2 separate regions of the Mus musculus genome follow, and region 1 is linked to region 2. A link is a loop called in an ENCODE intact Hi-C map of the cell type or tissue named here. Cell type or tissue: left cerebral cortex. All regions are shown on one strand. Links, peaks and the distances in the headings refer to the core of each region. The heading gives the core; the rest is flanking DNA. Region 1 has its middle 12 kb from the start of Gm46300. Region 2 has its middle 66 kb from the start of Gm30158.

Region 1 (15,989 bases), core at 4,353-12,352, 880 kb before region 2:
CTTTTTGCGAGACCTCCTGCTGTCTCTACTGTTAGCTAAAGAAAAAAAAAAAAGGTCAGTCAGTATTAAAAAGCGGCAGTAACAACTGCCCCATATTTCATGAGCATGCTCAGATCTCCAGTTGCTTATGGGGGACCTGGAAGGGCACAGGCTGAGACAGTCCATGAAGAGCGCCCTGTGCCCCAACCATGCAGCCATCTTCCTCCATGTGTTCATGCCCTCCAGTGATGACATTCTAGCCGACATCTCTTCACAAAGAAGGTGAATTTCCAAGGAAGTTTATTTTCTCACTGTGAATCCCGACTCACTCTTCAGTGGTGTCTATGTGTACAGTGATGGGAGGGAACTGGCCCGGGAGCCAGGTTATCTATGGAAGAGGCGCTCGCCCTTGCTGTCCTCATCAGAAAACCCCAAATCGACCTGGATTATCCAGAAATGGTAACTGAATCACATCTAAGCCATTTTGGTGTGTAGACAGTGTCTCTAATTTAGGACTCTATTCTTTGTGGGCCATAATCTGACAAGATAATGTACTAATAGTAAGCTCTGTAAAAATAACTCTTTTTGCAATATCTTGATAGTCTCTTATTTATTATGTAAACAAGATTTCACAATTGTTGTGAAACAAAAATTTCACAAATATGACGCCCATTTATTGGAGGAGTTTTAGTGTTCACCTGAGGTCAACAAACCTCTCGTCCAAGACTTTCAAACAAGCTCGAGAAAAAGTGCATATCCTCACGAGCCACTTAGCAACTTTGGGATACAGGATATAATTTAAAATAGCATTTTGATTTTATTTATTTTGGAGTTCTGATAACGTTCTTGATGACCTCGGCCTGTAGGAGCAGCCAGGGCCACGAAACTGTTTTTTTCCGGCTTTCGGACGTCAGATTGCTTCCTTTCACACCTTGGAATGTCAGAAATGTATCAGAGTCTTTCTCCAGGACGTGTTTTTCTCTCAAAGCGCAGTGACTGTGATAGGGGTGTTGTGTTTACTTGGTGTTGAGTACTTTTCCAAAGTCACTTACAAGGAAGAATACAAAGCAGGATTGCCCATTGTTGAGGCTTTCTTTGTAGCTGGCAGGGCTGATGACTGTGTTTCTCCATTGGCTGCTGGGGTAGCTAGTCCTCCTGGAGGAACTAAGTCAGTTCCAGTCTGAGTCCCTCAAGTTCTGTGTCTGAAGTGTGTGCTGTCTTCCGCAATAGCGTCTTACCTTTGGGTTCTGGGAAGCAACCAAGGGCAATGGCAAGAGCCTGGTTGGGGGAGTCTCTTGGATTACCTTGATCAACAACTTAAAGGGAAGTTTCCCATGCTGGGTATGGGGTCTGTGTTAGATAGTCTTTGGCTCTTTAGAGGTGTTATCACATCAAGTGGCGTAACGTTAAACACACACACACACACACACACACACATGCATACACACACACACACACACACATGCATACACACACATACATACACACAGTCTATGTATTTTTAAGTAAATAAATGGAGTTAAGAACAGCCCAGATGAAACATAGTAATAACTCAAGATTATCAATAGGAAAGTAGTTTCTACAGTATAGAGGGTAGACAGCTGCCCGGCTTTTGTATTGTTTAAAGCTTATTGCAAAAATAGAGGTTGTGTATGGGAACTTGAATGGTCTAAAGGCAGGGTAGAAACCCCCAGTCGAGATTAAGTAATTTTTACAATAATTAATAGTTATCTTATGGGAGTTAAGGTTCAGTTCACTCAGGAGTTAAGAATTCATGTCTGGGATTGTAAGCATTGCTAACTACCCATGGTTGGTAAGGTCATGGATGCTGTAGGAAAATCCATGGCTGTAACTTTCCTAGAACATATAATTTTAAACTGTATTCTAAGTACTTACCGTGTATCTCTCACACATCATCAAGCAATCTTCACATTGCTGCAGCAGATGGAGACCATTACAGAGATCCACAACTGGTCAAATGCAGAGAACAAGAGACTGTGGGGTACACACTGCCAACAGACACATCTACGGCATCATTCTTGTACTTAAGAGTCAGGGAAGTGGAAATACTTTAAGAGCCAGAGGACCATGATGCCTGCTGTGAGATAGTGTTTTCTACATATGGGGGCGGGGTTGGGGGGTGGGGGTGGGGAGCCACACCCATGGACTCTCAACAATATGGCTGCCTAACCAGACTAATACAGTGACACCACCAGCTGACAGGCCAATGTGGATGGGGAAACTCTCACAAGGCCACACCCCTAGAAGAAGAGAGACAGGCAGTGACTGATGAGAGCAGCTCTCTGATAGGTTATTCAATCTCAGGTGGTCAGCCCTAAATGCAAATGCATCCACGAAACACTGAATGGACTCTATCAGTGATAGGCGTGTATACATATACATATACATATACATATACATATACATATACATATACATATACATTGTATATATTTGCTTGAAGAAGTATATAAGTATACTTAACTTGGAGTATATAAAAATACATTTACTTGAAGGAGATGAGGTAATGAGTTTGACTGGAAAAATGGAACACAGGACCAGTTAGAGAGAGGCGAGGGAAGGGTTGAAATAATGAAATTATACTACTTATATGTAAAAATTCTCCAAAAACTTAAAAATGTGAGTAAAAGAATAAACAAATGTTTACTCTCCATCTCCCAAATAAACAAAAATAATACAGTCAACTCTTGCCATCATTTCTGCCGCAAAACTTTTTTTTTTTTTGGGATGCTCTTTCAGGACTAAGAGATTTAATAACAAAATTAATTGACATATTATTAGGACCTGCATAGGTTTAGAACAGGCGAGTGAATGCCTTAAATAACTAGCTGACTCATGCGGTGTCATGCAGCAGCCTGAGTTCATATCCAATTCTATCCCTATTATAGTAATTTTGATCAAAGACTGCAGGGTTTACTAACAAAAGCTAGAAGAGAGTTCATGACAACAGATATTTTCCCTTTAGGAAATACTAACACTTCCTTATCTTAGTTTCCTAGCTTTGTTTACATTTAGGTGGATGCGTTGGCTAGTTCTGAGAACTGGGATGTAGTTGGTAAGCCTTGTTGACTTCAGGTCTGTCTGGAAATGAGCCAGGAGGACCACTCAGCTCTTTCTGGAATCCTGAGCTGCAGAGGATGGGGCAAGGGCTGAGGCTGTAGCTCTGTTAGTAGAATCCTTGCTTAGCACACAGTAATCCCTGATTGTAGTACAACTGAAATCCCAGAGCTCAGGAGGCAAATGGAGGAGGGTCAGAAGTCCATGGTCATCTCCAGCGATGTGAAGAGCCTGAGGCCACCTTGGTATACAGGAGAAAAAGAAGTCTTGGCAGCCATGACAGTAAAATTCTGGTTTCAAAAAATGAAGGGACACTGGCCAGATTTCCCCATCAGAAAAGCCCACATTTGTCATGAGTTGACCTTGGTTCCTGCATTCATCCATGCATGACTTTCTTTGGGCGACCTTACCCAAGTGTAGGTGAAGTGAATACTCGTTAACTGTTCTTTAAATACCATGATCATTATCCAAATTTTGGTCATGGTTCCATGCCTTGGAAACCATCTTAAAAAGTCTCACACAACCACTCTTCTCCCAGTTGTCTGTCTGCCTATTTGTCTATTATCTATCACCTATCTATCTATTATCTATTTATCTAACTGTCATCTATCTATCTATCTATCTATCTATCTATCTATCTATCTATCTATCATCTATCTATCTACCTATCATCTATCTATCTATCTATCTATCTATCTATCTATCTATCTATCTATCATCCATCTATTTACCTTCTATCTATCTACCTATCTATCATCTATCTATCATCTATCTATCTATCTATCTATCTATCTATCTATCTATCTATCTATCTATCTAATCTATCTATCTATCTATCTATCTATCTATCTATCTATCTATCTATCTATCATCTATCTAATCTATCTAATCTATCTATCTATCTATCTATCTATCTATCTATCTATCTATCTATCTATCTATCTATCTATCTATCTATCTAATCTATCTATCCATCCATCCATCCATCCATCCATCCATCCATCCATCCATCTATCTATCTATCTATCTATCTATCTATCTATCTATCTATCTATCGCCTATCTACCCACCTAGAAAAGCTTTGGTTTTAACACTTAATGGCTTTTTGTGTTTATCCCTATGGAATTTGAAAGGCCCAGACAGCTCACAGGGCACAAGTGAGAAGGAGATGCCGTGGAAGCAATTTTCCTGCGGAACTATGCACTTTGAACAAGATTGGTGGTGAGGGAACGTATATGAAAACCACACTTCTAGGGCATTCTTTAAAAGTGTTGCCTGTGAGAGTGTAGAAGTCAGTTTTGCTTGAGTTGGTTTGTGTAAGGTGGCTAACCCAGAGGAGATAGCACCATCCATTCTCTCCCTCAGCTGTTACTCTTGTTTGGTGACTTCAGTCACCCTGACTTCTCACACAGGGTTCCTTATGGACAAGGAAAATGGGTTTCCCCACAATCCATTTCCTTAGTGTTTCAAAGTGTGGCTAGTCCCAGGTGCTATACCTCCATGGAAGCACTTAATAAACGAATTGCCAGGTGAACAGTTTGGCTCACCTTCTGAATCTGTCATTTATGCTAATAGTGGGCGTGTCTTGAGCAAGTACCACAACTCATTCACATTTGTTACCTTTTACTTGTAAACTCCTTTTTGGAGGGGGTGGGGAGTAATTTTATTTTTCAGACTTAAAGACAAACAAAACAGAAAAATCATTTGGGGATATTAGAATTTTACATGTGTTTGTCATTTATCTTATGTTTTCCTGAAATCTTTGGAAGTTGCAAATATAACATCCATTATCCCAAAATGCTTTGTTTTCTAAAACATTGCACTGCAGTTAGCAAATTTGGAAGTCAACATTCATTTACTATTAACATTTATATTGGGAAATATACGTGGCTTGCGGTCTGTGCTTGTAAATGAATATTGGATCACAGCAATGGTATGTTTATGACTGCCTATGACTGCTTCTTGCTTGTTTGTAAATAAAGTTTTATTAGTACACAGCCATGTGCATTTGTTTACAGGTTCCACATGGCTGTCTTTTCTTATAATAACAGAATTCACTGGCTTTGACCAAGACTTTTGGGCAGAGATATGAAGATTTATTATCTGATCTAGGGGAAAAAAAACTTTTCAGTTCCTGATTGAATCAAAAAGATCTTAGAAGTTTTCATTAATCTTTTTTTCATAATATCATCAATTGCAAAAGAGAAAAGTAAATTCTAGGTTGGCATCCTACCCAGTGTCATACATTGTACTCTTTTTATGTCTCTTTTATTACACTACAAAATAATTCTTCAGTCCTCTCTATTGCCCATTTCCTTGACAGCGGATATACGTGGGAGGGTAATTTCCTTCACCTGCCATACTTCAATTCAGGCTGTGCTCTGGTTGGATGCATTTTAGGCAGGCGTGTGTACTCTACCAAGAGACACACCTTGTCTCTTTGTTTATCAGTTTTTTTTGTTGTCATCTGTTTGGTTAGGGTGGCATTGGATGTTGTAAAATTGCTGTACTTCATAAGGGTATGCAGAAAAAAACACTCTGAGTTCATGTGATTATTCCTTCATTTCTCAGCAAAAAATTTCACAGCAGCTTAAGCACCAGGTGGGATCCGCCTTTGTAACTATTATTACTGTGGTGCGTGCCAAAGTGAATTTTAAGACTCTCTTATTTCCTGCATGTATCAGCTCCAGTTGTGTGTGTGTCTGTGTAAGTATGTGAACATGTTCATGGATGGGGAGGTATGTGTGTGTGTTTCTACACCTGGAGGCCAAAGGTCAAAGTCTGCTGCTCTTCATTGTCATGCTCCACTTAATATTTTCAGAGTCTCTCACTGAGCCTGGGGCTGCTGACTTAGCTGGACTGGCTGGCCAGAAAATCCCAAAGACCCTCCTAAGTCCACTTCCCCAGAGCTGGGATTACTGCTGAGCCTGACATTTTGTGTGAGTTCTAGTGCATCAAACTCAGACCTCCATGCTTGTCTGAGAAGGGTTTTATTGACTTGACCTTGACTATCTCCCAGTATTAGTTACAGTTTTTAGATCTTTCTCTCTCTCTCTCTCCCCCCTGACCCCATTCTTCCAAGTCACGGCTTTTTAATTTTGTTTTGTGGCTTATACATTGTTGTTTTGATGTTTCAAAGCTTCAGGATAACTTTTGTCTGCTTGTGCTTATGTGTGCGTGCGTGTGCATGCATAGGTGTGTAGGGTATGTGTGTATGTGCATACGTGTACATATTTGTATGTGTAGGGTCTGAGTGCATGCATGCATGTACAGTTGCTGTTTAACACTGTGCCTATAGATTTTGGGCACTCAAATATTTTTGGAATGCAGTTCCGAGTCAAAAGAATAAATCTGTGCAGGGCAGTGTTGCACACTCCTTTAATCCCATCACTCGGGAGGCAGAGGCAGGCGGATTTCTGAGTTTGAGGCCAGCCTGGTCTACAGAGTGAGTTCCAGGACAGTCAGGGCTACACAGAGAAACTCTGTTTTGAAAAACCAAAAGAAGAAAGAGAAAAAAAAAAAGAATAAATCTGTAAATGTGGAATAGTAGGACTTGTCTTTTAATAAATTATTTTTTTCTCAATTACGTTTGAGATTCTGAAAGGTCTTTATTCAAAGCATTTCCCTCTTTAGAAACTCTTCTGTTCCAGCTCATTAGGAAGGGGTCCAAGTTCCCATTTGATTTAGAAACTTCTTCTTTTTCCCCCCCTAGGACTGGAAAGTTGTCACCCTTAGGGATTTTGGAAAGATTTTAACATGAATCCAGGAAATCCAATTCTGTTCAAAATCAATTATTTGTGTTTTCTGAAAAAATCTATTTTCTGAAAATCTATTTTCTGAAATCTATAAAAACTACTCTCAAAAAGAATTCTAGGAAATTGCTTCCCTTCATTACCCGTCTGCCTGGTGTTCCCCCTTTAGTTTGTCCAAAAGGGAGGAAATAATGTTCACACTTTTCACGATGCTATGATGACTGAGATATGCTCGCGGGTCCAGTGAGCTTTCTGGGGTGGGAGGGTCTGAGTCTCCTTGGGAACTTCAAGGCCATTGCTGCTGACCGCCTGGGGCAGGAAGGAACTCATGAGTAGTGAGGGGGAAGTAGCTAAGCCTGGCTTAGAGGAAGTGTAACTGGCAATATTTTCCCAATTCCTAAGTCAAGTCTGCTTTACCGTCAATAACTAATAACTCAGAGGATACAACCTTGGAAATGCATTTCCTCAGGGATGCGGCCTATGAGGCAGGCAGCTTCTTTATTATTATTATTATTATTATTATTATTATTATTGGTTAGTAGGCATCAAAGTGTATAGCTTATAGCAGGAATTCAGTGGGACTTCCAGTTTGTCTCCACTCCCAGCGCTGTGAGCTTTGCCCACTTGCTCATCTCCCCGCAGTGTGGGAGCGAACCCAGCTGAGATGGATCTTTTTCTAGGCTGGGTGTCATAGAAGCTTTGAGCAGGGGCGTAGGTGCATAGTTAAGCATCCCCATGTTCTGATTACCTAACCAATTGCCATTGAATCTTGGAGCAAAATTGGTCCCCTGTGTCTTTTTGAGTCATTGGCAATTGTTGGAAGAGGTGAAGATAGTTTCTTTTGGAAGAAGAACCGAAAGCAATTTACTCTGAGTAGCTAAGTATGTTATTTCGGGGAACAGCATGACCATCAGATATGCACAAAGCAATTTGGAAGTCACCATGTGGAATGTATTCTGTTTACTGCATTCAGAAAAGTCATTTTAATTGGTCTCTGCAACCCATCACTGGGAATCCCTCTTCCCATAGCTGGTGCCTAGCCCATGCCTGTGCTCCGTTCTCTTTCCCATTCCCGCTTCCGCAGTAGCTCTGCTACTGTTCTGTGTCCGTGGCCCCATCACTCAAATGGTTTTACCAACAGGATTGACCTTGGCAACTGTGACGCTGCGAAGATCACGTTTGACAGGCGCTCTCTTGTTTTTAGCGTCCAGTTTCGCTGGAGGCTGCAGGAAGCTGCCTCCCGCAGGCTGAGGTCTGGAGGAGAAGCTGATAACACAAGGAGAAGCACCTGGTAGCAGCAGCAGCACTTCATCCAGGATGAAAACAGGAACTAAAATATAAACAACATCCTTTTTCCAGAAGCCAGAGCTCAGCTCCCTCCCGAGTGGGGTTGAGTCTGTTCTCCCAAGAGTCTCACGAGAACCTTTACTGAGGCAGGAAGGAAGGTCAGGGCATGAAGCAGGGTTTCAAGATTTCCGGTGGAAATCATCAAAAAGGATTTTTTTAAAAAAAAATTGTTATTGTTGTTGACGATCTTTTAAGTTCACGAATATGAGCAATAATCGTAGTTACAGCGCCGCACTTGCTTTTAGATGAATAAAAATTTAAATAGCTCAAGTCTGACAACATTTCCAAGGAAATGATGCAAATGGATCAAAGCGAAAAAGAAGAAAGGGCACGCTGCTGATCTCGTCTTTCCCACACCGTTTCGTCTGAAATGGATGTTATTTGTAACAGGGAAGTATGGCATCATGTTCCCTGTGATTGGTTGCTCGGCCAGTGTGTTCTGCTCACCCAATAAAGCAGAAATGTATGTGGAGTGAGGCGAGGGCTCTCCTCAGTGCCTCCAGTCAGTATGTAATGACTCAGGACCAGACGCCAACCACGGATGCTGAGAGCTACAACTTCTGCTCACACATTCAGCCCATTTGTACTGTTCTTACTTTAAAAAGTTACTTTTTTTTATTTATGTGTATGCACGCATCTATGTGGGTGCCCAAGGAATCTAGAGACAGTTGTTGGGTCTCCTGGAGTTGGAGTTATAGGCCATTGTGAACCATCTGTTGTGAGTTCTAGGAACTGAATTTGTCTTCTCTGGAAGAGCAGCAAGTGCTCTTAACCACTTAACTATTTTTTTTCCAGTTCTCTATTTCTTGCTTTTAGATAGATATTGTATTAAGCCCAATCTCTTCTTTAATGATTGTGTTATTAGAAAATGAAAAAAATCATGATCCATGTGTTTATTTTACATATTAAGACTGTGATACTTCATTCCTCCGTAGAATAGAGAACAAAATACCCATGGAAGGAGTTACAGAGACAACGTTTGGAGCTAAGACGAAAGGATGGACCATCCAGAGGCTACCCAACTCGGGGAACCATCCCATAATCAGCCACCAAACCCAGACACTATTGCATATGCCCTCAAGATTTTGCTGAAAGGACCCTGATATAGCTATCTCTTGTGAGGCTATGCCAGTGCCTGGCAAATACAGAAGTGGATGCTCACAGTCAGCTATTGGATGGATCACAGGGCCCCCAATGGAGGACCTAGAGAAAGTACCCAAGGAGCTGAAGGGGTCTGCACCCCTATAGGTGGAACAACAATATGAACTAATCAGTACCCCCAGAGCTCGTGTCTCTAGCTGCATATGTAGCAGAAGATGGCCTAGTTGGCCATCATTGGGAAGAGAGGCCCCTTGGTCTTGAAAACTTTACATGCCCCAGTACAGAGGAACGCCAGGGCCAAGAAGTGGGAGTGAGTGGGTAGGGGAGCAGGGAGTGGGGAGGGTATAGGTGACTTTTGGGATAGCATTTGAAATGTAAATGAAGAAAATATCTAATAAAAATTAAAAAAAGACTGTCATTGTCTCTTTAGTTGGAGAATCACAGTGCAAGCAGAATTTCCTTCCCAAAGCCTTATGCTATCATTGACTACACTATTCAGTCACTCAGCAAGAGATAAGTCTATCCTGCTATGTTAAAAATGCACCTGCCTATGGGACTAACTTGAAGAGTTTCTACCTCAACACATTTCTCATTTCACAAGACAGGGGGTTTTGGGGAGAGAGCAAGCTCCTGATATTAACTTATCCATTTATATAGCAATTTATTTACTATATACTATGAATAGGCTTTATTCTAGGGACAAATCCAGAGGGGGAAAGGACTGGAAAAAAACTCTCTTCCCTATAGGATCATACACTCTGGAGTGTTAGCAAGTAATTCCTATGCTTTATTGTCAATAGTTGCATATTAAAAATGATAAATACTAATAAAAATATGATCAGTTAAATTTTAACAGGTGCCATGCAGAGTGCTTTACAAATATTGACTCCTTAATGTACTGGGGGGAACAAACCTTATATAAGTTTTAAGCTACAGAAATGAATCACGGTTGCTGTTGGAGCTATTGGCCTGTGTGATCCCACAGATCTAACCGGACATCATAGTCTGTTGCCATAGTTATTGGTAATTCTGCAAGATGCAGTAAAATGCAATTATTCTCCCTATTTTAATGCGGAAGAAAGAAACAGCTCAAAGAACAGTGTGATTTCATGAACAATAGCAGTGTAGGTGCTGGGAATTCAAGCCAGGGTCTCTTTACCCCAAGACTGGTTGCTGATACAGTATGACCAACTCTCATTGGACTGATTAATCACATTTAGATCAACATCAGCTTTCGATCACACGGTAGCATGTAGCCCAGGGAATGCTTTCCCAATGTCAAGGAAAGGCCCAGAGAAAGAGTTTCCTTTCATAATTAACGGCCATGACAATGGAACATGCGTCTCCTTATGAGCTGAAGCAACCTTAAGTACCAACTTCCAGTGAGCGTCCCAGACATTGACACTGATGGCTTGTTAACTTGCCAAGTCTGACTTCCCCCAAGGCACACACTAGTATGTCCATTCTATCTACAGAAGGCCTCTTGTGGCTTTCCTGTGGACTAGACTGTATCCTCACAAAGAGTTAAGGAACCTTAGATGCCTGCAGGAAATCTGTGGCCGCATCCAGGACCCGGCAGCGGAAGCATGAAGCATTATCGTGGGAGAGAAGAAAGGCAAAGTGCTAAAGTTGTTACTCTGAACAAAGGATATTGGAGCATCCTGCAAAAAACTTCCTGTTTAGCCAGCAGACCAGAAAACAAGATGAAAAAACACTCCACTTCAATGAATGACTATTGTGTCAATATATTTTTATACCACCGTCATTATCTTGGACAGGACTTACTCCCCAGAGTTGGATTCCCAGGGTGAGGAGTTCGTAGCTGAATCACAGTTTCCCGCTTTCCTTGTTGTGGCTGCTGCATCATATCCTGGTTTCCCTGTGTCAGGCTACCCTGGTATCCCTGTGTCAGGCTACCGTGGTGTCCCAGTGTCAGGCTACCCTGGGCTTGCACTGCCTTTGAAACTGCTGGTTTATTTTCCCGCTTTGTACTACTCGTCCTTGGATTTGCATTTAATATCTCATCAGATGGAGTCAGAGAGCGCATCTTAGATATTTTGGGTTTGACTCCTCTGCCCCTTCCAGGGTTGGATAACTGGATACAGTTATGCAGCAGAGAGCACAAAACACTTCATGGGTTAATGACATTCATTAGTTGCCCATGTGTTTCTTTACCAGGCACACCTAAGTGTACAGTTAGATGAAATGTGGGGTGAAAAATAAGAGTCTTAAAGATCCTTATTAAGAATTTAGGGCTGGAGAGATGGCTCAGTGGTTAAGAGCACTGACTGCTCTTCCAGAGGTCCTGAGTTCAATTCCCAGCAACCACATGATAGCTCACAACCATCTGTAATAGGGTCTGATGCACTCTTCTGGGGTGTGTCTGAAGACAGCTACTGTGTACTCATAAGTAAAAATAAAATAAATCTTTAAAAGAATTTAGGGACTAAGAAGAACTTAAAATGTTGCATCAGATGTATTTTGGATGGTGTCCTGATGTGCATAATGGCACAGTATTACTCGGATTAAAAAAACATAAGCTTCTTTTAAAAAAATAATCCTTATTGAATAATACCAATGTGTGTGTGAGAAAATAGGAGGGTTTTCAGTGGACTCCCTTCTTTACTGTCAGCTGCCTACGGGACATGCATTGAACACCGGGGTGAAGGGCTATTTGGCTTTAGGGACACGATTTTACTCTGAAGCCCTGGTTGATCATGAACTCACAAAGATCTGCCTGCCTCTGTCTTCCAAGTTCGGGGATTAAGGGTGTGTATTGTTGCGATTGGCTGATTCCCTCCAGGGCACGGATTCTTTTAGGCTCTTAGTGTCATGGAAAGTTTTCTTTCTCTGTCTACTATGGCACTACTGGGCACAGCTGATTAGGTAGAATCTGTGGTCTCTTAGAGATTGAAGTTCATTGCTCCTGACTCTTCAGAGTTTTCCTTGAGAAAGCAGATGTCACGCTGACGGGTCTTCCTTCCGATGCGACGTGTGCCTTTTCCCTTGCAGTTTTCGATATTCTTTCTTTGTTCTTTATGTTTAGTGTTTTAGCGCTAAGAGGACACAAAAGAGTTTCTTTTCTGGTCCTGTCTATTTGGTGTTCCGTGTGCTTCTTGCATCTATGAGGGTTTTTTGGTTAGATTGTGTGTGTGTGTGTGTGTGTGTGTGTGTGTGTGTGTATGTGTGTTTGTGTGTGTGTGTGTGTGTGTGTGTATGTGTGTGTATGTGTGTGTGTGTGTGTGTGTGTGTGTGTGTCTGTGTGTGTCTGTGTGTGTGTTATGGGGGATGTTCTTCTACAGTCCCATTGAAGATCTGGTCTATGTCATTGACTTCTCTTCTTTGCCTATAGTATGAAGACTTGCTCTTTTCCTGGCAACCCACAGGCCCTGCATATTTCTTTTGTGTGTTTTTCATATGTTTCCTTGAGTGCTCTAATATCTCCACTTTGCCTTTCCGTTCTGATATCCCATCTTCTCTTTAATCTCTTCTACTTCAAAGGTCGAACCCTGAGTTTCCTCTTTGGGTATTGAGGTTTTTAATATTTGGGTTTTATCTTCACTTCAGTTTAAGTTCTCGTCAATATCCTTTTTTTTAAAAATTGAATCCAGTTTTCAAACCCTGAATTATTTTTATCATTTAATTTGTATACATGTCTGTGTTGTCTTGGCCATCACTCAGACATTTGTCACTCCTTAAGTTGACTAAGTTGTTTTTTTTTTTTAATGCATTCTTTAAACCCTTGAATTCCTTGACAAATTTTATGATTTTTATTAAAAAAAATTTTCATCTTCTGGTGTTCAAATATGTGACTTCCTCTGGAGAACAATTCAGGATCCAGGGGTAGAAGCACTATGTTGGCTTTTCCTATTATTTGTGTTTTTGTGATGTGACCTGCACACGTAGACTTTTTTATTGCTTGTGTCCCTGATATGAGGTTCTAGGCTGCATCTGCGGAGCCAAAGGTTGGTTTTGTTTTTGTTGTTGCCCAAGTTTGGTTGATTTCAGATCAGGTACGAGGAACTGGTACATGAATTCTTCAGATACTCCATGTCGACTCTTCATCGGAAGAACAGGGACGATCTGGTTTGGTGGTGAGTTAAAGAGCACACAAATAAGACAACTGTCTTGGTCTGCTTGGGCTGCTGTGTAAGCTGTGCCACTCCAGCCATGCTGGTTAGTATAAAGATGATGGCCTGGGTGGGTCAGGATCTTAGATACTCATCTGTCTGGGCCAGTGTACAAGCTGGACGAGAAGGTTAGGCCAGAGGATTGGGACAGTGAGTGTGAACGAGGTTTAGGGACTCGCTGGACTTGGTTAGTGCATAGATGTGCAATGTGGACTAGGACCAGAGACTAGATATGGTGCAGATGGGATAGACTCCAGGAGGACTTACCAGAATGGACCAGGACACAATATATATGACCTGGGTGGGTTTAGTGTTTATATATGGCTTGGACAGGCAACAATCAGGTGGATTCACTAGACTGGAGGCTGTGAGTGACGTGAGTTGGTTAGAGTTAGGCAGAGTCACCCAACTAGGCTGAGAAGTTGGCTGTGCTACTGGGGCCTGCCTTGGATGCTGTGAACAGTACTGGTGGGTTACATTTTTTTTTTTAATTCACAGCATTAATGAATCATAGGAAAATGAGATATATTTGTATTTTCCCAACTTAAATGAAAAGATATTCTAGAAAATACACATTTTCTGTTTTCTGTCTCTTTTATTTTGTGTTAATTTTATTTATATATTTCAAATGCGCATTGACTTTCAAATGTATCTAACTATGGACTCCGTCAGTTGTTCCCAATGAAGAGTTATCCTGGCCCAGTGGGTTCGTGACTTTCCTACTTGCTGTGACAGTGTACATACTTGCTGTGACAGTGTACATAACAGAAACTGCTTAAAGAAGATGCTTATTTTGAATAAGAGATTAAAGGATGTTAAATCAGGGTATACACTACTTCATGTCACTCCATATTGTATAAAAACTGTGTTTTCTCAGGCTGTGCATGGCCCTGGGAGTCTCTATTTCACAAGCAGCTTTTGACTGAATTTTGTAGCTTCCGGGTAGAGCTAGAAACTATTTTATCTGTTGAGTACCACCCATCCAACACAGACTGATAAATGACTTATTCCTGGGAGTAGAAGAGAGTGGCCCTATACATTTATTGGGAGTAAATTGAGACTTTAGGGGCACATGGATGTACTGAAATCATATCAGTGAAACAAAGCCCAAGAACTTATCAGACGAAGGAAAGGGTGTAACTCGCTCACTTCAGCACCATAAGTGACTGACCCCAAACACTATGGAAGCATGGCCCCACAGTTGCCTGTCACTTGATGGATGATCTACATACCAAGGCCTGAACGGTAGAGAGGATGCCTGACAGCTCCTGGAGTCTGCTGCTGCTTCTGTGGCCCACTCATTGCCTGCCAATATACCACCCTGGATACCTGTTTGTCTCTCTGGACTAGAACCCACCGTTTCTTAATCTTAGACCCTGGTTTGGTCTTTAACCTCACAGCTGGGCTCATATTTTGTGGCCAAACTTAATTAAACTGGCAAAAGGTAGACTAACAGAGGAACATCAAACACGTTTTATGTAATGTTAATTTTTTTTTTTTTACATTCATCAAGGATACACAGAAAGGAAGTGAAAAAAAATCAGAGAATTTAGACTTAGGGGCTTATGACTTATTTTAACAAAGGTCTATATGCTATGGAGAAGTGACTGGATAAATGGAAGGGAGTTTGGGCTTTTAGGATGGAAGGAAAATCATGGGAAGGTATGTATATGGAGAGAATTAGTGGCAAATCAATATTTGCATGAGAGAGGTCTCCTTTATCTACAGGGTTGCATTCTAATATCCACAATGCATGCCCGAATCTGTGAGTAGTGCTGAATGCTATATATGCTATTTTTCTACCTATACATCCCTATAATAGATAAATTCAATGTATAAGTTAGGTACAGGAAGTTACTGATAACCAATGGTCAAATGGAAAATGATTAACATTAGATGGTAATACAACACCAGTATCTTTGTTTCCATGCTTTGTGGCCAACACTCAATAAAGCAAACATCAAACTCACACAATATGCACTCACTGATAAGTGGATATTAGCCCAAAACTTAGGATACCCAAGATATAAGATACAATTTGCTAAACGCATGAAACTCTAGAAGAATAAAGACCGAAGTGTGGACACTGTGCCCCTTCTTAGAATTGGGAACAAAACACCTATGGAAGGAGTTACAGAGACAAAGTTTGGAGCTGTGACAAAAGGATGGACCATCTAGAGACTGCCATATCCAGGGATCCACCCCATAATCAGCTTCCAAACACTGACACCATTGCATACACTAGCAAGATTTTGCTGAAAGGACCCAGATATAGAGCTGTCTCTTGTGAGACTAGGCCAGGGCCTAGCAAACACAGAAGTGGATGCTCACAGTCAGCTATTGGATGGATCACAGGGCTCCCAATGGAGGAGCTAGAGAAAGTACCCAAGGAGCTAAAGGGATCTGCAACCCTATAGGTGGAACAACATTATGAACTAACCAGTATCCCGGAGCTCTTGACTCTAGCTGCATATGTATCAAAAGATGGCCTAGTCGGCCATCACTGGAAAGAGAGGCCCATTGGACACACAAACTTTATAAGCCCCAGTACAGGGGAATGCCAGGGCCAAAAAAATGGGAATGGGTGGGTAGGGAAGTGGGC
Region 2 (15,989 bases), core at 3,747-11,746:
TAATTGGACAAGAGCCCCACTCAACAGAAGGGAAACTTTGCCTGTTACTGTAAACCTAGCCAACTACAGATGGCTAGTGAGGTCATGAATCTTAGAGGAGGACCAACTATGGCCCCTTTCCCAGACCAGTATAGTTGCTAACTGCATTCAAAATGATTCACCTGATACCCACACATAAATATAAATATATCCCTTCATCAAAGAATCTTCATTTTGTACCGGACAGACCAACTGACCATGGGCACCTAGCCCCAACTGATACATCTATAAGGCAATTCTTGCACCTAAGAATTAAGGATATTATGGAAGAGGGGTTGTAAACATGGAAAGAGCCAGGAACCTGGATGTCAGCTGTGAGATTGCATCAGTAGGCAAGCAAGCTTGCAGAACACAAGGTCCCACTCTGTCTGGGCCCACCAATCTCCTACTTCATGCTCAGAGTTCACAATAAGTTCTCACTCTTATTCTCCCAGAGCCTTAAGCTCAAATAAACAAACTCTTCCTTTTACAATTTACCTTAATCCCAGTGTTATATCACAGTAATAATGACTAACTAACATATCTAGGGAAGTAATTATTATGATTATTCTATCATCATCTTATGATTATCCCAAGAGTCTGACATGTCTACTGTATCCCTTTCACTTTGAACACATTCACGGATGTGGGGATTTCTTTTTCTTGAATTTATTTTCTTTATTATCAAAAGTATTACTCAAGACAAGGAAACTTGATATGGTCACGAAGTAACAAGCTAAAACTTTTGTGGGTTTTTATTTGGAGGGGGGTGAGAGGCATGGCTCAGTGAATAAAGGCACTTTGCCTACAACCACAGACTGTAGCAGACAGAGGTAGGAGAATGACTGGGGCATGCTGGCCACCAGCATGAGTCTAGATTCTCTGAGTGATGCTGTTTCAAGGGGGGAAAAAAAGCAAAAAATGATAGAGCATGAACACAAATATGTGAAAACACAGAAAAACATGAAAACGAGGAAAGAAAACAAAGACTGACAAATGATGCACACAGACACATGAACAACACACACACACACTTTTGTCACTATTGACACTGAAACATCACTACTCCATGGTAGAACATAGGTTTGGACAAGCTGATCACATGTACACTGGGAAGAACACAAATCCTTTAAAAAAATCATTAATGTTTGCATGAAGCATCAGGATGTTTGGAACTCAAACCCATCCTGGAATCCTTCTGCCACCCAATCAATCAATGATCAGACCCTGATGCTTGGTTACTCACCATCAAAACTATATCCAGATACTGAAGATCAATGTGTATAAGATTCCCTAAGGTCCTTTCTACCCAAACTCTGCATGAAACATCATTTGCTTCTACCGCACAGTCATGTCAACAAGCATTAAACTCAGCCCCAGAAAACTTTGTATTGACTCTCTGAGCTGATATGTGCAATGCATACTCATGAATGTTTCATATTCAGTGGAAGAAAACACCGCATTTGTGAGCTAAACTTCACACTTTGCCAATAGTTTATTTGCACTTATTTTTATCTGCCTCTTGGGGGGTTGATGAGAAGCCAATACACTAAAACTCAATAAATGTGCCCGTACGATTCTTCCTGGCTTGGGAAACAACTTCTCAGTTCTAGGCACATCTCAAATAAATATTTGCAAAGCAATCTGGTGCTTAAAATACCTCAGCAAATTGATGTTCAAAGTCAGAGAAAAATGCTCAGAACAGAATTCTCAGTATGCCTGTGTGTGTCAGCCTCAGTCACAAGGTCCATTCACTATTGTAGACTCAATGAATCAGTCTAACTTCTCAGTATGTCTCACCTAACCTAAAACCTTGGGGGAAAGTTTAAGTCAAGTTGAATATCATGAAAGTATATTTGAATTTTGTGGCATTTTTTGTTAAACAAAAGAAAATTGGGGAGGGGGTGAGCTTATATATTGGTGCTGACAGGCCACATCACAGTTGATTTGGAATAGTCTGTGGCAAACATTTCTATTGGCTTGGCAATTTGCCTCATCAAGAAAGTGTCAGAGAAAATTTTCTCAAGACAGATAATGCTAAGTCAAAAAGCCACCCTAGTCTAGATTTTCCTCTCTTGAGGACTTGGCTGCCAATGCCATTGACCCACATTATACCCAGAAGCCTCCTCCCCTGCTGACCTTACCAGAGCCCTCATTTCCTGGGAAGTGAGGGTCAGTCTAACAGCCTGACTTCACAACAATTAAGTGAAGTTAGGAGAACATGGAGACCACTCCAAACAGAAGCCAGAGCGTCAGCACTTTGGACAAGTCGGAATATTTATTTCCTCTCCACAGCGGTGGCCATCACAGGTGCATTTGCCTTCTGCCCTAGAATGCCCCCTTGGTCACCATCTGAGTTACTGTTAGCCCATTCCAAGTTCAACTTGTCAGTGAACTGAAAAGGTGTATAGTTAGGTCAAAGACATCCCCATGCTTGGGTGTATCTATCTGTCTGCCTTTCTTCCTTTTTCTTCCTTCCTTCCTTCCTTCCTTCCTTCCTTCCTTCCTTCCTTCCTTCCTTCCTTCCTTCCCTCCTGTCTTTGCAGGAATTATTTCTTTAGTTCCACTCCCTCAATCCAATGTGTAAAATAACTTTAAAAAATCTATTTAAAATGTCAGATGTAGAGAGTGTCTTTTATGAACTGTACAGGAAAATGTACAAGTCTAGTGTATTGAATAAAAAAGAATAGTGCAAGATAACTTGCAAATTTAATATACATTCCTGAAGCTCTACTATAGAGCTTGATAATTTTTGAGTTCAGAAACACTTCTTATAGTTTCTGTTTGCTTGCTTGTTTGTTAATTTTAAAGAGGAGATGCCATGAAATTCCAGTATAACATACCTATTGTGTTTGAAATGAGTTGTTAATTCAATTCTTTTGCTTAAAGACTTCAGACTGCTTTACATGCAACAAAACTTAAACATGATGGAGAATAACACACTATTCTTTTTTATCCTCAAACAGAAAGCTGTACTTTGGATTGTGTGACAATTCAGTGAGAAAGGGAATTATCTTGACCCAGCTCATGAAAGAATATATTTATCACTTAGAAGATTTATGCATGTTATATTCTTGCTATGTCCCTTGGCACACGCATCATCGCCTAGATAAAAGACTGGTCCTCCCTCTCTCTTTTCCTCCTCCCTCTCCCAGAGGCTACCTCTGACACCCTCCTAATAAACCTTCCATGTGAGATCTGTTGCATGGTGTGATTTGTTTGGGACCATGCCGCTTATTTCTAACAGCAATAATAAGACTCATTCTCATTTCTTAATGAACCTATTCCATAAACCAGTAAATTAAGTGGATATGGATTCCAGTCCCTGCCAATCAAAATAGCAGGTGGTAAATCAGTATCACCTGTGAAATGTTCTGCTTGCCATTTAATCCACAGTGGAGAAAAGGGACTGTGAACTATGATTTCTTGAAATGGACATTTTTGTTTGTCTCTTTGAGTATAAATAATGCAGAAGGTTTTTTGGTTGGTTGTTTGGATTTGTTTTGTCTTTCACAAAATATGATCTGTCAAGGAAATAGAGTGATTAGTTTTTATGAGAATTTCACAAATACATATGAGAGAGATTCAAACAGGACAAAAAGGTGACACCAAATTTCATGAAGTGAAATTTGGTCTCCTAGCTCAGAGTCTAGTGACCAACAAATTTCAAATGAGATTTATCCACATATAGGGATGCCATTTCAATGACTTCAGAAAATAACATGAAGTTGGGATTGCAGTTCAAATGTAAAGAATCATGGAGTAACAGAGAGAGAGAGAGGGGGGGGGAGAGAGAGAGAGAGGGAGAGAGAGAGAGAGACTGTTCTTTACATTCCCTGGGGTTTGGTGCCTCCAGATTTGGCAACATGAGCAAGAAGAGAACTGAGGAGCAGCAGACCATTCTTGTCTGTGACTGTGGGATTTATTTCTGTTTGCTTCCTCTGTAAAACCAGTCTCCTGACCACATCTTGAAAAGTTCTCTTTTGTAAGATGACATCTTTGATCTGCCAAAGTGTCAGGCAAAGGCATGGAGGGGACTGGGCTTCCTCTTCTTCAGATTGCTGCCCTTGAAAGGTTTTTGGGAGATCACTGCAAAGGAGGACATTTCCATAAAAGCAGGCACAGGATATTGCTGGTTAAAATATTAGAGGTCTTCTTGTGCACTTAGGTGATTAATAAATTCATCTTCTTCACCAGAGGGACCTGAATGCCTGAGTGAGCACAAATCCTTGCATGATTTATGAAGATGTATGCAACAGGTACTTGTTGGAGAATGGAAGTCTCTGTCCCTGCACAGGACATTCACTGCTACCTGGTCCAATGCAGGAGCAGAGCTCTGTGTCCATTGCTTCACATCTGTGCTTCTGGTCCTGTCATTTTCTCCATTTGAACTTCCTGCCCCTTCTTAGTAACCAAATCATTTTCTCTGCATCCAAATAAAGTCTACAGTTTGGCAGAATGTGTTCTGGGCAAAGAAATCAGATCGGAGACAATGAGAGAGGTGAGAGAGAGAGAGAGACAGAGAGAGAGAGAGAAAGAGAGAGAGAAAGAGAGAGAGAATGGAAACAGGCTAGAGAGAGCTAGGTAAGTTTAGGACCTCAAAAGGCATTTGGCCATGAGAGTGAGAGTTTTTATTAGTCATTTTAATAGCACCCACCTCCTCCTATACTTATGTCTAGCTTCCTTAAATATAACTCTTATGGGGAGCGGCTTTATGTTAATTGGCTTCCTCCATATGTTAATCTTGACCACCCTCCTCTCTTACCTCTCCTCTGTCACATTATCACAAATAGGGCACACGTCCTGGTCATTGTGCCCCTTAAGTAGTGTCGTGTGTGTGTGTGTGTGTGTGTGTGTGTGTGTGTGTGTATTTGTAGTTTATCCCTTTTCACTGTGCTTTCTGTGTTATTTACTTTCGGTATTTTAAGCAAAAGGAATTATATTTCAAGGATCATTACCACCTGGTAAATATCCTCTATCTGAAGTTAGCAGCACATGCTAACTCAAACATTAAAGGGCAATGATACAAACACTAAGTTTAACTTTCCTACTCAACATTGTGTAACACTGAAGAGAAATTAGCTCATTCATAGACCAAATATCAGATCTCACAATTCTAGGGAACATGGGCTTCCACCACTAGCACCTCCTCTTTCTTAAAGACAAAGAATAGTTTCCTCCTAGTTGGATACAGGGCTGTAATTAGTCCTAGCTAACTGAAAGTAAGCAAAATTGCTCTGTCCAGTTCTTGAAACATATCCAACAGAAGGAAACAGTTTTGTCATCCAATGTACAATCTAAGCATGGAGCATAAGCAAACATTCTGGGATTTAAAAGAGCCTAAATCTTGTGGATGGTTACCATCCACCTACAGACAAGGATGTAAAGGATGCATGTTAAAGAAGAAGAAACAATGAAAATTAACTTTTATTTTCCTTTTTGAAAAAATGACTGGTGTGAGGCACTGTGTCAGGGTAGTACTTGGCGTGTAAGAATGGGGAGCTGAGTTTGAATATCCAGCTCCATGTGAAAAGCCAGGAGAAACAACAAGTGTTGTATGTAACCTCACTGATGGGCAGGCAGAGCCAGGACAACCTCAGGGGCTCACTGGACAGCCAAGCTGGTCAAGTTCAGCAAGAGGTCTTGCCTCATAACATAATGTGAAGAGTGACAGAGACATCTGACCTTGACCTCTAGCTTTTACATGAATGCGTGCCACCATGTACATGTGTGCCCCTCCCCACACACAAATAAATAACAATAACACACAAATAAATAAACAATCCCCAGGGGTTTAAATTTGTATGGCTTATCTTTGAATGTTATTCTGAAGTCTCCATCTGAAACTGGACTGTCCAAATGACTCATTTGCCTTTGATCTTTCTGGATTACAGTAATGTCTCTTGCAAAATCTCTGTAGGTCCAGGTGCTATATATGATAAGGTGAAACTTCACAGTCCTCTGGGCTCTAAAATCTTCTGTCTGAAGACATCTGTGGAGTTGACATTTTCCCCCCTCAGGAGTTAAATGGAAACCAGACAAAAATCAAGTCACTCGAATATAGCCACTGTATACTGTAAAGTGTGTCTGTGTGTCTGTGCGCATGTCTGTCTGTCTGTCTGTGTGTTTGCTCGTATGTCTGTGTCTGTCTATGTGTTCTTGGACAAAGGCAGCTATCTATTTACCTACTCGCTGTTGGTTTTTGTTGTTTATTCACACTGGATGAGAAATTTTAACAACTGAAGAGTTGATGTTTCCCTTAGAAACCAAAGTGATAGTGTATGTGATAGACTTGGAAGGAAGATGTTCAGGAGAACTTTTAAGGCATTTGTAAGCCTTTCAATGAAGGTGCTAGGAACTGAACTCAGGTCCCTTGCAAGATCAGCAAATGTTTTAAAAGCACTGAGCCACTTCTCTAGCCCCCAGAAACCGGAGGATTAAAGATGTTGAGCAATTTTCCTTGGTTATGCAACTCCGAACTAAATGGTGAAACCAAACTCAGACCCAAACACGTTCTCCTTCCTCTCTCAAGTGCTAAAAATACTTACTCCAATTCTGATATCTCCAGAGGATGAAAATGCAGCCTGGACATTACCTAAACAGACGTGTCATTGGAAAGCTTACCCTAACAATGGGATCCTGGCTTCCTGGAACACTTCAGTTGTTAAAATGCCCCTTTGAAGGAAGAAATTTTTCTCTTTAGTTTTATGCCAAAGGTAGAAGAAAAGCCTGCCTTGCCTAGGGCGGTGAAATCACTTCCTTGATAATTTCTACCTCTGAACCCTTCTCCTCCAAAGACTTATATCTTATTCTTCTTTGTCAAGGACAAGGTACAACTTAATGCCTTTCCATGGTTGAATGTGTTAGGTCACTAGAATTAGGTGTGTGGGTGGGGTAGGATGGTACTGAGCATATTGAGAAGTCTCTGTGATGTCTAGTGATGTGGCTATGTAGGGTATGTCTAGCTATGAATCAGGCTGTCCAATGAAAGATAACTAAAGGAAAATATTGAGTATAGTTCCTTCAGAGTCCTCTCTGTGTACCTAAAGCATAGATAATCTGTGAATATAGATGGGGTATCCAGGTGATTTCAGAATGAAAGAAGGTGTTGTTAATAAAGATAAGGTGTGGAAGTCTGGCCCATGCAAAGCAAAAGAATATGCTTGCGTATGTAGGTATGTAACATCTCTCCACTTAGATGTCGCATCTAAAGCAGTATGGCCAGGGGAGACCTTATTGAATATTTTGTACTTTGGGAATTAGTTTGCTGAAATTGATTGCTTAGATTTTATACATAAATCTGCCTTAAACACGTTTAACATGCTGTGTTTAGCATGGAAGCTGATGCAGACAGGCTGTGTGCTCAGCCTTGGGTTTTCCATCCAGTGGGACTATTTACCATCATTGATTGGGTTACTGGCTGAAACAGGCCTTTAAGTCCTTTGAAATGTGATCTCTTTCGCCCTCTGGTGGTTATTACATTAAAAAGTTAAGCAACGCACTGGATGGAGAAATCACAGCATAACAAATACTCAAATACTGGGGTCCCAGTTGGTGTAACCTTTAATTAAAAGCTACAGCCTTTGAATAAGAAATAAAAGCATTTTGTCCGTTTGCAGACTTCTGGGAAGTCAACTGTCTGCAAGTTTTCTCCACCAGGGCCAGGAAGTTGCCCACGCTGCTTTTGTAAACATAATATTCAGAGATCCCAGACATTCTGGCTTGACTGAAGAGGACTGCGCAGTGTTACATTCTCTCTCAGTATTTTGCTTGAAAAGCTTGCTGTGACTTGAAGGGGAATTTTGGAGAGAATGTCTGAACCATGCAAAGACTGCAAAGGGGTGGTTATACAGTAGTGCACTGAATGATACCTGGCCAGGCCCTAACCGACTTGTCTGCTTTGCATTTTGTTGTGTCTGGGAGACAGAAAAGGAGACTAGCCATTATCATGCGAAGCTATCATTAAATTATGTCAAGTGCCAGTTGGTGAATGACACCCACCTGCAAAGAAGAATGCAGGAACAAAGAGACACTTCATTGAAGGTCTTAGCTAGGTTTTAGGTTGCACACGGTTAACCTCTGATTCAACTGTGCATGAAAACAACACATGTTTCCTATGGTACTATCTTAGCTTTCTTTCTATTGCTGTGATTAGACGTTGAGTGAAAGCAACTGTGGGGCCTGGGGATTAACTTGATCTTACAGTTTACAGCCCATCACAGAGGAAAGCATTGGGAAGAAGTCAAGGCAAGAACCTAGAGGTAGGAACTGAGGCAGAGAGCATGGAGGCGTGCTTTTTACTGACATGCTCCCCATGGATTCATCTGCTTTTCTTATACCACCCAGGACTACCTGCCCAGAAGTGACATCACCCACAGTGAGCTGGGTCCTCCCATACCAATTACTGATTAAGAAAATACCCTACAGATTCGCCTACAGCCAATCTGATGGAGGTATTGTTGCAATTGAAGTTCCTATACTTAGTTAGCTCCATCATATATCATGTTAACAAATATCTGATTAAGACGTTTGACTTCTCGTTAACTTGGCAGACTGGTATATTGCTATTAAACTATAAACTTGCTTTTTTTGTAGTTTATCACCATGATCACATATTAATATCAACAGCACAATATAAAACAGTAGTTTTAAAAGTCTCACACTCTTTAAAAGTTCATTCAGACTATGTAATATACATATATATTTAAATATATTTATAAAAATATATAAATACTTAAATATATTTAATACATCCAGTTTCTGGAAGGCCCCAAAGTCACCTAACTATTTATTTTATTTAACCCATAAAATAAAACTTAGATTATATATTTTGTATTTCAAAAAGGAAAAAAAAAAAAACAGGCCACATATGAAACCAAGCTTCAACAGTGTGGACCAAACCCTGAAGCTCAACATCCGACATTTACTATTCACTCTGAATCTTCTGGGCTCCAACAGGCTTTGGCAGCACCCCTCTCAAGCCCGGCAATTCATGGCACACATAGCTCATTGGATAGGCCTGGGCTATCTCTACATCATAGCTGCTGCTATCCTTCACAGTCATTCCATAGACTTGGCATTTTCAATATGCTGGAGTATTCACAAATTTTACCTATACCAATAATCTTCTGGCTACTCTTTAGGAACACCAAAATTGGCACATTTTGCCAAGCTTCAACTTCTCTCCATGACCCCTTCAATCCTAGGGTTTCCACTGCATCGGAGGCTTCTCCTTCACCAATGGACTCTCATGACGCCAAGCCTCAGCTTCTCTCCATAACCCCTTCAGTATCTCAAAACCAGTGTCACGTTGGAAACTCGTGTGTGTGTGTGTGTGTGTGTGTGTGTGTGTGTGTGTGTGTGTGTGTGTGTGTTGTGTGCATGCGCATGTGGTATTTTATTTACTTTTTTATCAACTATTTGGAAATTTTACATAATGCACACCAATAACATTCACTTCCCAGTCCTCTCAGCTCCACTATCTTACCTTTGTACCCTCCCTGAAAGTGAAGAAGGAAGAGGAGGAGGAGGAGGAGGAGGAGGAGGAGGAAGAGGAGGAAGAGGAGGAGGAGAAATGAACACATTGACTAATTTGTGTTGTCCATATATACACTGGAGCATGGTTTGCCCCTGAATGTGCTGCCAGTGCAGCTGCACAATTGCCCTGGCTTTGAGCAATAGAGTGATGTCCAAGATGGAAGATGGTTCATTTCCTGGACTGGGCCTATGCAAAAGCCCTCCATGGTCTGTGCTACTCCTGGAGACCATGCTGGTATCCATGATCCATGCTACAGGCTGCGGTGATGCCCAAGGTCCATGTTGGGTGTTCATGGTCTGTGCTATCCCTGGGGAGACTCTTACACATTACTGAGTAGCCATATGGTACCCATACATGAAATTCTCAAAAATAAAATCAACAAAGAAAGAATCAAACGAAAACAATCACCATGAAGTATCTTCAATTCCTCATATTCCAATATGTATTTTCCTGGGCACTCATATTTCTGTATCACAAAGGAAGAATAAATGAAGGAAAGGGGGCAAAAAATGGATGAAAGGTGCAAACTTGGGAGAGGTTAGAGAAATGACAAGAAAGAGGAGGGAAGGAGAAACACTTAGAGATACACTGGGTTTAGTTGAAGATAGATATATTTGGTATTCTTTTTCACATTTAACTCAACATAGGCCCTGACAGATACTCAAGTTAGAATAAATAATTTCTAATTGAACTCTTTGCTTGTAGTACAGGGAATAAATTTCTCAAAGAAATAATACAAAAGACTCACCAGGCTTGTATATAATTGTTAGCACTTTAAGCATCAAATTTTGATTGAAAAGTTTCAGACCCTTGCCAAGTCTGATTTCATTTTCCTAAGTAATCAAAAATTATCTTCTCCTTTCCCCATCTCATTTTATGTACAAGTACATAAAATTATTAATAAGTCCTTTCTATGTTATTCTCAATGACATGTTGTATGAAGAGGCAAATCATGTTAATTCCTTTGTTGTTTTGCTGAGTATCCATCTGTCCTGGTATCTATTTTTCAACATCAGTTGTATTATACATGAGCACTGATACACACACTCAAGCTAATTTATTATAACTACTGTGTTTACATCCACAGAATTTTGTCTGCATGCATGTGCATACCATTTGTATGCCTGCTCCCTGGTGAGTCAGGAACTGGGCATCAAATAGCCTGGAATTAGAGTTATGAGTGGCTGTGAGCTGACATGGTATGAGCAGAGGTCTGTGCTTGTAATCTCTGAGCTGGATCTCCAGCCTCTCATTTATAATTGTTAATAAACTTGTATGGCTCAACTTTAACCAGTGATGGTGTGCTCCCATTCACAGTAACCAGAATTATGCATTTGACCAATTCTTTCATTCCTTCCCCTAATTGGGGTCTATGGGCTCAGTCCAATAGTTGTAAGTATCTGCATCTATATTGGTCAGGTGCTGGTAGAACCTCTCAGGGAACAGCCATATCAGGCTCCTGTCAGCAAGTGCTTCTTAGCATCAGCAATAGTGTGGGGTTTGGTGTCTGCAGATGGACCTCTAGGTAGTGTTGTCTCTGCATGACATATCCAAGAGTACTGGTTTCTAAGAGGTGCCTTTAACAAGTTGAAAGCCCCGGTACCTGCACTGCTGATCTGTTTTTCTCTATGACCATCAGGTCAACTGTACAGGAAAATATCAAGGGAAACAAATCTATGTCCTTTGCACAAAGCCACCATCAATAAGTAGAGTTTCCTCCAAGGCACCATGATATCATTGCTGTTTGCTTTGGTTTCATGACTGGAGATGAGATGTCCTTGACATTTGAACTGAAAAGATCACTGATCTTCTATCTGCTTCATAAATATAATATTAATATAATGTTATCTAGGCAACTCTTTATTTCTGAACTTTATCTATATGTTGAAATGGTGTTCTTGAAACAGGCTCAGGGAACAGAAGTTTGGCTGACATGAAGCCATTCCAGTGAGTATGTAGATTATGGTATCTCTGACACAGAAATAAGTCCTTAATGTGTAAAAATGTACCAAATGAGCCATGCAGTGCATCTTCAAAAATGCTCAGATTTCAGACTGTAAAATTCACTTTGGAGAAAGGAGATTTAGTAGAGAACCCCCTTAGAAGAGATACTCAATACTCAGGGCACTTTTGCTATACATAGGTAGACTTGCTTCTTTAGTGCTAGCTTTCCATTTTAAAAACTCACCAACATTGGCAATGGAATTCTTCACCTACCAAGAAATTTAAGGACTTTCTTGAATCTCATTTGTAAATGCACCAAGCTCTGTGTACTGTGCTTTGGTTATAGCCACTGCCCCCAAGCTAAATAGTTTAATTTGTCAATGAAATACAATATTGTGGGGGATTACATGCATGCATGGGTCAAGTCAAACCACCCTATGAAAGTACATTAACCACATAGCCTTCTCTTTTCTTTGGTTAAGAAAAGGCTTTGAGTATCTGGGCAAGAAACATTTAGAATTTCTGAATTATCCCAACACTTTTAACCAGCACTACTTGGACATGACGAGATATGGAATGCCATTTAAAGGATACAGCAACTTCATTTTACAGAGAATGAGAAAGCCAGCTACACGAGAGAACACTTATTTTTTCCTTGTCTTCAGATGTGGTTTGTATTGTGCACTGACAGAGCCAAGCCAGCCATCAGTAGATGGTGTGAATGGTGACTTTCCTAATTAAAAACATGTTAAAAACCTAAAATAAATCTTCTTCATACTCTGCAGTCCCTAATATACATAATGACTTTGATCTATAAATGAAAGAATAGTTCATTTGGCACAGAGAATAAGTCATCCCTGAGACATCCCAACCCCTCTTTCCATCACTGCTGATGTATCAGTCTTGTCTCTGGAATTTCACAAGCTGTAGTCTTTGCTCCATGCCCTTTCAGCAGCCCCTGTCCATACTCTATGCAGCTGGCTTCTGGCCATGCCTTCCAGCACTCTTAAAACAAACTACACTTGGCATTTGCTTGGCTGGGAGTCAGCTGATTTTATTGCTATCTTACCCAGTTGCCTTAACCATCGGATGTCTTGACAGTTGGCAAATGCAGACTGTGCCTCCGATATGTCACAGCAAATCTGCAGAGGAATATTTTCCTCCAGGAAAAAGTGAAAGTGAAATCCCATCCTGGCCCACCCTCTTTCCAAAACAATAAACATTTCCTGGCTTCCAGGGTTCCCTAATCATTTAAAGCAATGCAGTTGCTATGGGATGGGCAGCTGAACTTTAAGCTTGAAAGCACCATCTGTCCTCCTATTTAGTCTTGAGAATTGTGAAGGTTACTAGTTCTTTGCAGTAGAGTGGTGAGCCATTGGTGAAGTGTTAAGAACCTGCATCACAGAAATATATAATCCAGAGACTATGGAAAGGCTATATTTTATGATTTTGAATTTCGGTGTAAAAAAAAATACAGCTATTTTTCTAAATACATAGGTTTTGTGGACTCAAACCTATCTTTAAATCTGCAGCTTAAGATGTGGGCTGAATGGTCTTTAATGATAGAGGCAAGCCCATTAGTCTCATTCTTCCATTTTGTGAGATGTAATTTCTATTATATAGGAGTATTCTATCTTAAAGAATGGAAGAGGCATTTTACCCAGAGCAGATAACAAGAATTAGACACACTACAGCTATTGGAATGCAGGCAAAAATACTTTATGGACTGAAATATTCCTTGAGTTTTGAGCCTGCAATATGACTATTAATGAAATAAACAACCAATCCTGTTTTATAGATCTTATAAAAATAAAGACTTCTGGATTTGTTAAATGTCAATATTGATGAAAGCTCCATGCCAGAGAAGGCTCTTGATCAGAAAAGGTAACGTTTTATTTGTAATCTTTTCAGAGGAATACACGATTCAGGTCAGTCTATGCCAGGCATATAAATAGAAGGCATGTCAGTGGCAAAAATTACAGAGTAACAACTGGTGGCAATTTTAAAAAGTATTTCCAGTGACAAAGCATTGCCTGAATGGCTATTTTAGTGTCTTCAAGTAGCAAAGAAAATCAAATCTAAAAATATTAGAGAAGGAATTGGGACCTTGTAAATGAGATACATGCTTGGGGGGGGGGTGTTGAAAGATGATCTTCATGGTCCTCAAGTATTGAACAGACTGTGTGCTAAAATTGACCGTATATCGCAAAATCTTGGTGGATTTTACTTTGAAATTTAAAATTAGTTAAAGTGTAACTTGAAAGGGAATGTTTGACAGACATAAAGACCAGAACCAAGAAGGCCAGCTGGTAGAGTTACATATGTGGTCTTAAGTCATAGAACAGCAAAAGCTAACCCACCTGCCATGAGAAGAGAAAGGGCCATGAGCTATGTATGAAAAAAAAAATAGTAAAAGGAAGGAATCAGTATAACTAAGCAAATGTAATATGTAAGGGATGCTTGGTTTTCTCCAGGCATGAAATCTGTGTGTTAACCTGACAGACTATCCGATCCTAACTGTATGAAAATTCCATGTATACAAATATGTGTGCATGTGAGCAACAGTAAATTAATCCAACAAGTGCAAAATATAAGCAAGTATGTGTGAGTGTGTGAGTGTGTGTGTGTGTGTGTGTGTGTGTGTGTGTGTGTGTGTGAGTGTGTGTGTGTGACTATAGAAGGAGAGTCAATGAGTATTAGATGAAGTGCAGAAAGAAGAGAGCACTTGAAGGGAAGGGGGTGGGAATGATACCTGCTAGTGAGGGTGCAAGCCTATGGGAACCAGAGGTAAACTGTGGTTGCAATTCCTCAGGATTTGTCATTTTCATTATTGAGACAGGGTCTCCCATTGCCCCAGAATTCATTAACTCATTCATTAAATAGGCTAGGTGACCTGGTCAGCAAGTTCCAAATCTTTCTGTGTTCTCCTACTAAGCACTGGTATTACAAGCACACACATCATCTCTCTCTCTCTCTCTCTCTCTCTCTCTCTCTCTCTCTCTCTCTCTCTCTCTCTCTTTTCCTCTTCCTCTTTCTCTTTGTCTCTCTCTTTCTCTCCCTCCCTGCCTCCCTCTCTCCCTCCCTTTCTCCTTCCCTCTCTTCTCTTCTCTTCTCTTCTCTTCTCTTCTCTTCTCTTCTTCTCTCTTCTTTTCTTCTCTTTAGATTGGCTCCTGAAAATTGAACTCAGATTTTGTGAATTTCGATCAATCCTATTTGATACTTTGTAATAATCAACATAGAAGATAGCCTTAATGAGCAATGAGTGAAAACTTCAGCTTTAAGTATGAAGAAACGAAGTTTGGAAACACTTACTAGGAAAAGATTAAGAATTGTCTAAAGACAAGCCCCTTCCGCTCCACTCGAGCCCCGGGCTTCCTTGCCAGCAGAGTCTCGCCCAACACCCGCAAGGGCCTACACAGGACTCCCCACGGGATCCTAAGACCTCTGGTGAGTGGAACACAGCGCCTGCCCAAACCCAATCACGTGGAACCTGAGACTGCGGTACATAGGGAAGCAGGCTACCCAGGCCTGATCTGGGGCACAAACCCCTTCCACTCTACTCGAGCCCCGGGCTACCTTGCCAGCGGAGTCGCCTGACACCCGGAAGGGCCCACACAGGATTCCCCACGGGATCCTAAGACCTCTAGTGAGTGGAACACAACTTCTGCCAGGAGTCTGGTTCGAACACCAGATATCTGGGTACCTGCCCTGCAAGAAGAGAGCTTGCCTGCAGAGAATACTCTGCCCACTGAAACTAAGGAGAGTGCTACCCTCCAGGTCTGCTTATAGAGGCTAACAGAGTCACCTGAAGAACAAGCTCTTAACAGTGACAACTAAAACAGCTAGCTTCAGAGATTACCAGATGGCGAAAGGCAAACATAAGAATCCTACTAACAGAAATCAAGACCACTCACCATCATCAGAACGCAGCACTCCCACCCCACCTAGTCCTGGGCACCCCAACACAACTGAAAATCTAGACCCAGATTTAAAAACATTTCTCATGATGATGATAGAGGACATCAAGAAGGACTTTCATAAGTCACTTAAAGAATTACAGGAGAGCACTGCTAAAGAGTTACAGGCCCTTAAAGAAAAGCAGGAAAACACAGCCAAACAGGTAGAAATCATTAAAGAAAAACAGGAAAACACATCCAAACAGGTGATGGAAATGAACAAAACCATACTAGAACTAAAAGGGGAAGTAGACACAATAAAGAAAACCCAAAGCGAGGCAACGCTGGAGATAGAAACCCTAGGAAAGAGATCTGGAAACATAGATGCGAGCATCAGCAACAGAATACAAGAAATGGAAGAGAGAATCTCAGGTGCAGAAGATTCCATAGAGAACATCGACACAACAGTCAAAGAAAATACAAAATGCAAAAGGATCCTAACTCAAAACATCCAGGTAATCCAGGACACAATGAGAAGACCAAACCTACGGATAATAGGAATTGATGAGAATGAAGATTTTCAACTTAAAGGG

The links. Hi-C counts contacts between places; a loop is a spot of excess contacts. Peaks named below come from ENCODE experiments on the same cell type or tissue, not always from the same donor. Only the 100,000 strongest peaks of a DNase experiment are listed, where the experiment ranks them.
Region 1: a loop joins it to region 2, with 2.5 times the contacts of the local background. A loop is called at or near these places in 12 of 42 quality-filtered maps.

What each region holds. Positions count from the first base shown.
Region 1 is chr11:110,555,402-110,571,390 of GRCm38, forward strand. No RefSeq gene overlaps it. Among named protein-coding and RNA genes, the nearest start is that of Gm46300, 12 kb to the left of the region's middle. In left cerebral cortex, for the core only: no CTCF peak of the experiment used is centred there; DNase peaks (open chromatin) are centred at 7,553, 7,938 and 8,713; H3K4me3 peaks cover 876 bases; H3K27ac peaks cover 392 bases.
Region 2 is chr11:111,438,500-111,454,488 of GRCm38, forward strand. No RefSeq gene overlaps it. Among named protein-coding and RNA genes, the nearest start is that of Gm30158, 66 kb to the right of the region's middle. In left cerebral cortex, for the core only: a CTCF peak has its summit at 7,485 (motif pointing left); DNase peaks (open chromatin) are centred at 6,426 and 7,478.